2 separate regions of the Mus musculus genome follow, and region 2 is linked to region 1. Evidence: chromatin loops called from intact Hi-C (ENCODE). Cell type or tissue: left cerebral cortex. All regions are shown on one strand. Region 1 overlaps Ptdss1 (phosphatidylserine synthase 1). Region 2 overlaps Mterf3 (mitochondrial transcription termination factor 3).

Region 1 (5,000 bases):
TCACACATGCGCTGGGTTGCATATATTCATACACTACTCATAATTTGTAATTAAATGGGAATTTTGAAAATTAAAATACAAAGGAAAAGATCAGAAGATATTACTTTTAAGAAGAAAATATTTTGTTCACACATGGAAAGCAAATCCTTTCTTGATAGATGGAGAAGAGTAAGAAAATAAATCATTACTATGGTTTAGTGATGTCACTATCTCTCTATATCTATAAGATTGGTCTGAAGATTCAGCCAACTGTAAATAAAAATATTTTCCAAAAATGCTTGCAAACTGGGAGTGGTGCTGCACATTTGACCATCCCAGACCTTGGAAGAATGAGACAAGATGATTAATGCAAGTTCAATACCAACCTTGGCTACATGATACCAGGTCAACCAGCCTGCATAGCAAGACCCTATCCTGGAACACTGCCAACAAAAATTGAATCTGCCCTTAACACACACACACTATATGCCTCTGTCATCTCTCAGATGGACTTCAAGCTTCATAGGTCAGTGGTGATTTATTTAGAGTTGGACTTTCGTTAAACCTGGCCTGATTTTCAAGGCTACTTACAGAAGCTAGCTTACTCTGCCCAAGGAGTTCCTTCATTGTGGAGACATTTTAAAATATGAGCCTGTCCTAGCAGATCACACAGAGAAGCCAAGTGACATGCAAAATAGAAAGCATTTCAGTTCCTTGATGACCAGAGGTCATACCCTCCCTTCCCACCACTGCAGTCATACATATACATGTACGTGCACATGCACACACGTGCATACACATGCCCTGGCCTCCTCCCAGTTGGCCAGTGCTTAGTAATGGCTGTTACTACTTAAAGTATCAATTCTTGGGAAAGCTCATATATTTTCCGAAACCACTTCAGATAGGCTGGTTATTTTTAGCTCTAGAATGCCTGTTTGAGGATTGGCATGCTCAGACGTCGACTTGCCTACCACAATGACTGACCTCTCTTCTCTTCAGTTGACTGAGTTGAATACCTTCTTCTTGAAGCACATCTTTGTGTTCCAAGCCAGCCATCCCTTAAGCTGGGGTAGAATCCTCTTCATCGGCTGCATTACGGCTCCCACAGTGAGGTAATTCTGTCCAGTTGCACTGCCATTTGTTGAAGACATATGCTTATGTTTTCTTTCTTAGCATAAAGTCTATCACATCAGCTAGAAATTTTTCTGTGAAAATGCCATTCTAAACAAGTGTTCATCCAAAATATAAAGAAAACATTTTTATTTGAGACCTCAGTACAACAGTGTGAGCTTGTAAGAGAAAGAGACTATGTAGTGGTATGGCCATACAAATGCCCTTGTTTTCAGCCCGTGTAGTCGGTCCCTGCTAAGTAATGATGAATGATGATTAGAAGAAATGGCTGAGATAGTCTCTTTGAGCAAGGTAGTCAGTCCCTCCACGTGTGTAGTTAAAATGGATATTTAAAATGATGATGTGGCTAGTAAGACGGCTCAGCAGGTAAAGACACTTTCTGCCAAAGCTAACAAAAACTGTTAAAAAGTAGTAAAGGTGACACTAAGGTTTCCTAAAATGATTGGTAAGTAGAAAAGTTTGTATAGAGTTGAAGTCATGAGCGACAGACTTTAGTTTTAGAACGGAACTTCATTGAGACTCAATCAAGCTGATTCCTTTTTAAGTTCCTGTAGTCCTTCAGGACAGCCATGATGAGCTTCGCTGTCCTTGTGAATACTTTGCTGTATTCATGTAGAGCTGGAGGAATGGCATCATTCACTGCTCTTCAGGAACACCCATGAGGGGCAGCTTAAAGCAGAACTTTTTTTCTTGTGTTAGTTTCCTATTTTAAAGTGGCATTTACACTGTATAGCTCATAAAGAGTACAGTAGCCACATCTGAGATCTGCTGAAGAAACAGGTAGGAACTAAGCAGTTAGAGGAGTTGCTACCTTTTAAAAAAAACATAGGATTGTTTAGCTTGCCTTCCCCACCTTTTTTCCATTTTAAATGCTTTTGTGTTGCACTCATGCACATGCGTGCCACAGTACTCTTGTGGATGATCAGAGGACAAGTTGCAGGAGTCTGTTCTTTCCTCTCACCATATAGATCTTGGGAATCAAACTCTAGATTGTTAGCTTTGGCAGAAAGTGTCTTTACCTACTGAGCCGTCTTACTAGCCACATCATCATTTTAAATATCCATTTTAACTACACAAGTGGAGGGACTACCTTGCTCAAAGAGACTATCTCAGCCATTTCTTCTAATCATCATTCATTATTACAATAATCAAACATCAGCAAACAAAATTAGGAAAATTAATATTGATCTAGTAAAGACAAATAAGGTAATAAAAATATGGGTAAATGAGAGAAAACCTGTTTTCAGATGTTTTGATTGGGGTCTTTGAAGTAATGAGGTCATAGTTCATGCATGAGTGTTGTATAGTATCTTAGTCCCACAGAGTTTAATGTAAAGTCTTTTGTGCATATATTATATTTCTTTGCCATAGAATCTCTCAAATCCTCAAGGGAACCTGTAATTCTCCCAAAATTCTGGTTCACTTGACTTCTGTAGGCTTGGACAGACCTTAGGAGTGTTTGGGAGACTACAAGCCACACTGCTATTGACACCACTCCAGTCACATGTAAACAAACACACCAGATTTCCAAGTGTTACTTCAAAGGCAATACAAAATATTATTCTAGTATTTTGATATAACTTATGTATTGGTCGCTTTATTAAAGTGACTTGCATATGTCTTCTTTATCTTCATTTGACAGCTGGAAATATTTGAACAGCATATATAGTTGTGGGTGCTGCTCAGAGCACTTGAACACCCTTTGCTAAACTTGTCACCAACACTCAGTAACTATAGTGAAGTGCAGCTGGGGCCCCTCTAGTTTCTGCAAGACAAAGATGTCTACATTTTTACCTGGTTACAGTAAACACCCATAAACCTGAGGATGCCATAAGAGACAGTTGAAGAAGCCTGTAGTTAACCCTCTGGAATGGTCTCCACTCCACAGAGAAGCTATGTCAGGCTCAGGCTGCTCAGGACTGTGGCAGTGTTACTAGACCAAAGCTGCCTTTGCCAACAGTGTGATCCTGTAAGCTGAGCTTCCTTCACCCCCATCTGACCCAAATTCAGAATCTCTTAGAGCAATGTTTCAATAGCCCTGGCTGTCTGTTCCCTTGCATCAAATTAGACCAGGCTGCTGGAGTATGGCAAGCAAGGCAGAGCAGGTTTTATGTTCCTCTGTGGTGCCATTGTGTAGAAATCTCATGGATTCTAATTCTGTTTTTTCAGACAGTACTATGCCTACCTCACGGACACACAGTGCAAGCGTGTAGGGACACAGTGCTGGGTGTTTGGGTGAGTATTTGTGATTGTAGGGGTTTTGAAGCCATTTGAGCCCCTAAGTTTCTTTGAATAGTTTTTGTTAAGAGTCTTCAATGTAATTCCCCATGAAGGAAGTTGATCAAGGTAAGAAACTATTTCTGATAGAACTCAGAGACCTTGCTTTATAAAATAAATTAGATCCAGTATGGATCTGTTGAATTTCTCTGAACATATTTGAGTTTGGGACATCTGCCCTGGGTTAAGCAACACTTTGTGTTATTTTGACCTTAGAAGGCCCCCCAAAAAACCAGCTTACTGCATATTCAATATAATTTTATAATAATAAAATAATTTTATTGCTTCAAGAATTAACGCAGACACATGGTTACAAATTGTGGGTACAAGTGCTATTTCCTAATATACTGTTTACTGTTTCACATTCCTAGTTTCCCCTCCAAATCCCCTTATGGGTGAGTCTCTTTTCTGTGTGTCATGTAGGTCACTCTGCTGCTTAAATACCAACCATCTATCATTATATTTCTTCACATCTAGAGTTCAAGAGGGGTCTGAGTAAACCTGTATAGGAAGTTAATTCCTTGATGTAGCCTAGGTTCAAGACTTAATCTAGGTTCTAATTTGAGTGGATAGGATAGGATAAATGACTACAGGCAGAGTTAGAAATCACTGCACACATTGGTAAAACTTCTAAGCAAAATACAAAAGAAACTCATGTAAAGATGATCCAGAGGTGAACGGCCGGGACCCTGCCTTCCCTGTAGCACTCTCCCGTGGGCCTGCGTATAAACAGGCACCCGTTGGGAAGATTCAGAAAGCTTCTCTATGATTTTACAGAAGGAAGGACGCCAGGCTTTAGCCAGAAGTGGAGGAAGACGTGTCTACATCCCATACAACTGACCTTTAATCTTTTGGAAGGTAGGAAAGGTAGAGCAAAGGTCAAACAGGGCCACCCACCTCAGGTTTCCTTTCCGTAATTTCACAGTTTTCTCCTGAAGGAGATACTTTGTTTTGTTTTATATAAACATTAACTCTGAATTACTGAACTACTAATTACAGACTTGCTAAGTCATCTCCCTCAGTTGAAACATAGGTCTAAGTTTTGTTTTGTTTCTCACCTGTATGTAGTGTGCGCATGCAGGTGGAGGCCCAACGGTGAGTCAGTTGTCTTCCTCAGTCCCTTCCTACTGTATTCATCGAGGTACCCTCCGTTGAATCCAGAGCTTAGTAGTTGAGAGAGACTGATTGGTCAGGTTGTATCTGAGTCCCTCTTGTATCGGCACGCCACCTTGTTCTGAGCACTTACTGGCTTGGGAACCTGAGCTCCTGTCACCAGGCTTTCACTGCAAGTACTTTGCCCTCTGAACCACCTCCCCGTGCCTGGATCTGAGGCTTTTCAGAAGACGTTCTCATAAATGTGTTGACATTCTTCCCAGTTCATAGCCTCAGACTGTTCAAGAACAGATGCAGGCATAAAATGGGAAGAGTAAGCTGTCGAGAATAGATAACTACTAGTCGTGTGAGGTCTCCTCCTGACTGGGACCCTGATCAGTGGTTGCTGTCTTGCTGACTGACCACACTGTCTAAGCCCTTTGCTGAGCCTCTCCTCCGGGGCCCACCATGCCTTTACTACAGCCCTTGGTACCCTTTCTACTCTCTTTACACCATCATCC
Region 2 (5,000 bases), 48 kb before region 1:
TGAGGATCAACAGATGTTTTAGATATAGCTGCACTATTTCTGTTAATTAGACCAAGCTAATTAACATATCACCCCCATGTATGTGTATGTGTGTGTGTATTTAAAACATACTCTTAGTAGATCATAGATTTCCAGAACTTACTAAGAATAGACACTTTGTACCCTTCCACCAACATCTCCCCATAGTCATCTTCCCTACCCCAACCACCATTCTTTGTTTTTGTGAGCTTGGTTTATTCACCTTTTACTAATGAAACATGCCTTTGTGTGCATGTCCTCCAAATCCTGTTGGAAATGACAGTATTTCATTCTCTGCTACTGCTGACTGGTATCTCATTGTGTGTATGTGTAATGCATTTCCTTTAATTATTCACTAAGTGATGGATGCTTAGGTTAGTGAAAGAGCCTTTATTTTTATCTCATTGGGGACTTCTCATCTTATCTCTATCTTTTTCTAGTTATTCTCAAATAGGTATTTGTAACCCTGACTAGCCTAGAACTCACTACGTAGACTAGGCTGGCCTTGATTGCACAGGTATCTGCCTACCTCTGGCTCCCTATGCAGAGAATACATGCTTCTAGCCTCACACGAAGTTTCATGGGAACATGGGTCACTTCTTACACATTTGGGTAACACCTGGCTAACTAGGTCACACAGGAGTGAAACATTACCATATGCTGACATTAGTAGAGTGGAACTCACAGAAGAGTCACTCAGATGGTATGGCCAGAGAACACATTGCAGAAGCTATTGAACTTGAAATAAGTTCTCTACCTGTTGGTCAACCAAAGAAGTGAAGTAGGCAAAGCAGGAGATTGATAAGATGAACAGGAAAGCAGTGAGAACTCAAAGGCTTTAAAGATACTAAGCAGTTAACCAGTATGGCCAATTTGCATTACAGAAAGAACACTAACACTACAGATACTTTGCAGGGCCAATATGGCTGAAAAATAGTAAGTTATCAAGTCAGGGGCTGGAGAGATAGTTCAGTATGTATACATGTATAGTGCTTGCGTTGTAAGCCTGAAGGCCTGAGTTTAATCCCCAGAAACCACATTTTAAAAAAAAAAAAAAAAGCCTGGTGAGTGATCCCAGTACTAGGCAGATGGAGACAGTAGAGAAGTAGAGACAGAAAACTCCCTGGGGCTCATTGGCTAATCAGCTTAGCATATCTGCAAGTCCAGAACAAGGAAAGAACCTGACCGGAAACAAAACAAATGCAAGCAATTAAATGAAAAAATGTTTTGCTTTCTACAAGTACACACACACACACACACACACACACACACACACACACACACACACACACAAAATCAACAAGGTAGGAGTTGCCTGCAGTTGTTCAGTAACAAATGAGAAGTAAAGATAACAGAGGATAAAAGCAAACTTGGAGACTTGGAGGAAACAATAAAGCAAGGACAACCTCTGAGGGTCTCTGGTATGTCACAGGTTTTCTTTTCTCTTTCTGATTAAACAAACAAAACAAAACTAGTTGTCCAAGATATAGGAAATGAGAAATATATAAACAGTTTTATCAGGGAGAAGAAGAAACTGAAAGGCCCACAGAAAAGAACTCAAATGAACAACACCAGGATGTGAAACAACTCAAAGTTTTAGAATTTGGTATTTTTTAAGTTTTTAGTTCTATGCACTAAGCAAATAGTTAAAAAACAAAACAAAACAAAAAAGAAAAAAAAAAAAAAAACAAGGAAGTGTCAAATCTCAAACACTTCCACCGCCAGGTATTTTCAGTACAAAATATTTCTGGTAGTTTGAATGAAAATGGCCCCCATAGACCCACAGAAAGTGGTACTATTAGGAGGTGTGGCCTTGTTGGGGTAGGTGTGTCACTGGAGGTTAGCTCTGAGGTTTCAAATGCTCAAACCAGGCAGGCTTACTGTGCCTCTCTCTCTTTGCTGCCTGCAGTTCCAGATGTAGAACTCAGAGCTTCTCTCTAGTTCCACGTCTGCCCGCGTGCTGCCACATGCAGGGACTAAACCTCCCAATTGTATGTAAGCCAGCCCTAACTAAGTGTTTTTGTTTCTAAGAGTTTTCATGGTCATGATGTCTCATCACAGCAATAGTAACCCTAACTTAGCACAATACTCAAACCCATTAAACAACAACAATAACCTGGATGGCTCAGAAATTGGAGTCTCTAAAGATTAACATGTCCAAGCTGAGGTACAAGTTAAAAATGGGGAACTATGTATGCCTGTATATGGGAATTCTTGGATTCTTCACTCTCTTACCCATATAATTCCTGTCAACTCCCTAGGATCATTACTGAGAAAATCAAGTAGAAGTGCCAAACCAGACTCAAAAAAAAAAAAAAAAAAAAAAAAGAAAATGAAAAAGGTTCAACAAAGAGCTACATTACAGACAGGACCAAATGGAAGTGTGCAATAAAAGGCTCTGGCTGCCTTCAATTACCTAGATTCAAGGATAACCTACTAGCCAGCCTATTAAGAAAGCTATGGTCCAGGCTGAGAGAATAATCCATATGAGGACAGTGGGCTCCAGGAGGAAGTCAGGGGATATTACATGGCAAACGGAGAACAGTACACCATGGGTCAACAGACTAACACATCACGTGACAGGGCTGACTGCTAGGTTAGAAACTTACCAAGCTGCACTAGCTTCTGCAGAGTCTTGGAATGGTCTACGTAATCTGCAAGTGTGAAGGAGGAGATGGGCAGCGGAGAGTACGCAGCAATCTGAATAGCCTCCTCCTCTGAAACTGACTGTAACGGAGACAATGGAGGCAGGTCATCCACTTCTTTGCAGCGAGTCATGAAGAAAGAGAGAACCGAGTCAGCAGTATCATGTACATGCAGAAAACTGTTTCTATAAAGGGGCTGCAGAAATGACTCAGCAGTCAAGTACTGCTCTTGCAGTTTGGATCATAGCACATACAACAGGCAGTTTCCAATCCTATAACTCCAATTCCAGGGCCTCCAATACCAGCCTCTGGGCTTCAAAGGCACCTGCATTCACATGCACATACTCATATACACATGTATAATTAAAAATAAAGTAAATCTTGAAAAAGGGACAATGCAAGATCTATTTCCATAAATATGCCATCTTCCCTACTTTAAGGATTGCTTAAATACTGGGATTATTCCAGAAGTAGATGTTTATGAAGTCTAAGCTTAGCATGATGCTCTACACCTGTAATCCCAGCATCCCAAGGTGCAGGCTGAGTCAGGAGGAGTACAGCAAGAGCCAGCATGGCCTAATAGTGGTGACCCCACACCACAAAGGTCCACAAATGGCCTAAGATCTAAGAGTTCCAGAGAGACCAACTACTGTCCCTCTAAGAAGCTTGTTGGGAAAGTTCAAGGATTTCAATCTATTTTTGAGACAATGAACACAACCCTGGCAATCCTCCTGCCTCCGCCTACTAAATGCTGGGATTATAAATTTGAATCACCTTGTCTATTTCTCTTCATGTTTCATCAACAGGTAACATTAAAGATCCACTCCTCTTCAACCACATTGTGAGACACAGGGTTTACCATGGATCCTGAACTCGGCCGAAAGAATGATTTTAAAAAATTCCGAATCTACATTCTAAAGTTTTGATATTCTGATTTTATTCATTCTGATCCAATGCCCTCATCTCCAGATTACTCTTTTAAGAGAATTTCTACCATCTGCAACCCTTTGCCAGTCTGCCCAACTATGGAGTTCTCTGCTGCTGTTTTAATGTAATTTGGTATGGAAGGCATTTGAAATCGTCACTTTAAGGAACCCAGACTAGGATCTTTTATTGTTTACTCTGTTAATTATCCTTTCTCATTCACAGTCAGTTTCTCTTCCCTGCCTCCCCTTTTAGCATCCCTTCACATCCTACTAATGGAGTAGTATTCTACCTGTGGCTTAACCACAGATTCCTATAGTGGGAGACATGGAAAGAGGAGGGTTGACTATAAAGCAATTCAAGGGCAATCTGAGGTGTAACATAACTGTTCCCACTTAATCATTATTACACAGTTAAGTCACTATGTCGAAACTGTATATTCCAAAGATACATATAACAATTAAACCCTAGTAACTCTAGTTAATGCCAAAAGGACACTTTTCAAGAGAAGCTATAAAACAGAATATTTAGAAAGCAAACATCTTACACACTTAGCTATAAAAAAATCTGACACAAACCAATTAACCTAGGAGCTTATTAAAAAAGTTTAATAGAACTAAAAGAATAGAACCAACATTGTTCCTTTTTTTTTTCCTGGTATAAAACAGGATGTGAAATGGACGAGTACTGTCTAACTATGTAGTATGATCAAAACTATCTGTGAAAAGGGGGCTTTTCTCAATGTCCGGAATTACCTTCAAGAGGCAGCTCTGATTCAAGACTAAGTATCCTCTCCTGCTGTTCAGCCACTGAAGGAAGCAGAGTGCTTTCGGCAGAACTCTTTGTCCTATTTGTGCTGGCAGAATGGAAACGATTCCAGAACAAAGTCCTGTAAGTCTTAATTCCCCGCCGGAGAAAGCTCGTGTCAGAGGAGAGCAGAGGCTGAGCTGAGAAGCCGGGCAACACGGCTTTTCCTGCTCTTGCAGAGCGTTTGGTGACTTGTTTGGCTTTAATGAAGCTAGTCAACTTAACTGAGTTGAACCGTCTGGGTAACTGTTGGGCTAACAGAGCCATTTTCTTTTTGACATTTTAGTCTACAAAGGAAAAACACACCCATCAAAAGAAGAAAGATTAATTTACTCACATATTTAAAACAGTATTCAAACAGCAAAAACAAAAATAGATAATAAATTACTTTCAAAAACAAAGGATTTAAATAAATATGTCTGGGGTAGTCAAAAATTTCTAATACATCAAAAGCCAAAAATACAGGCAGTCTCAGTTACCAACCAAAACAGGAATTTCTGAACTGGAAAGATAAAGATATGCCTTACAATTTAAAAACAAAGAATGACGTTAAAGCAAAATTTTTTGTAAATGCTCAAATTACAATGCAACCAAATCAACTGTTAA

The links. A loop is a pair of places that touch in the nucleus more often than their neighbours do. Peaks named below come from ENCODE experiments on the same cell type or tissue, not always from the same donor. Only the 100,000 strongest peaks of a DNase experiment are listed, where the experiment ranks them.
Region 2: it touches region 1 in a loop (2.2-fold over the local background); 2 of 42 quality-filtered maps call a loop at or near these places.

Annotation. Positions count from the first base shown.
Region 1 is chr13:66,973,467-66,978,466 of GRCm38, forward strand. It overlaps Ptdss1 (phosphatidylserine synthase 1), which reads left to right. Exons shown (of 13, transcript NM_008959.3): 8 at 979-1,091; 9 at 3,280-3,345. Among named protein-coding and RNA genes, the nearest start is that of Mterf3, 43 kb to the left of the region's middle. In left cerebral cortex, no CTCF peak of the experiment used is centred here; a DNase peak (open chromatin) is centred at 3,096.
Region 2 is chr13:66,925,543-66,930,542 of GRCm38, forward strand. It overlaps Mterf3 (mitochondrial transcription termination factor 3), which reads right to left. Exons shown (of 8, transcript NM_025547.4): 2 at 4,343-4,681; 3 at 2,628-2,780. The coding sequence starts at 4,661. Among named protein-coding and RNA genes, the nearest start is that of Ptdss1, 4.8 kb to the right of the region's middle. In left cerebral cortex, no CTCF peak of the experiment used is centred here; a DNase peak (open chromatin) is centred at 2,825.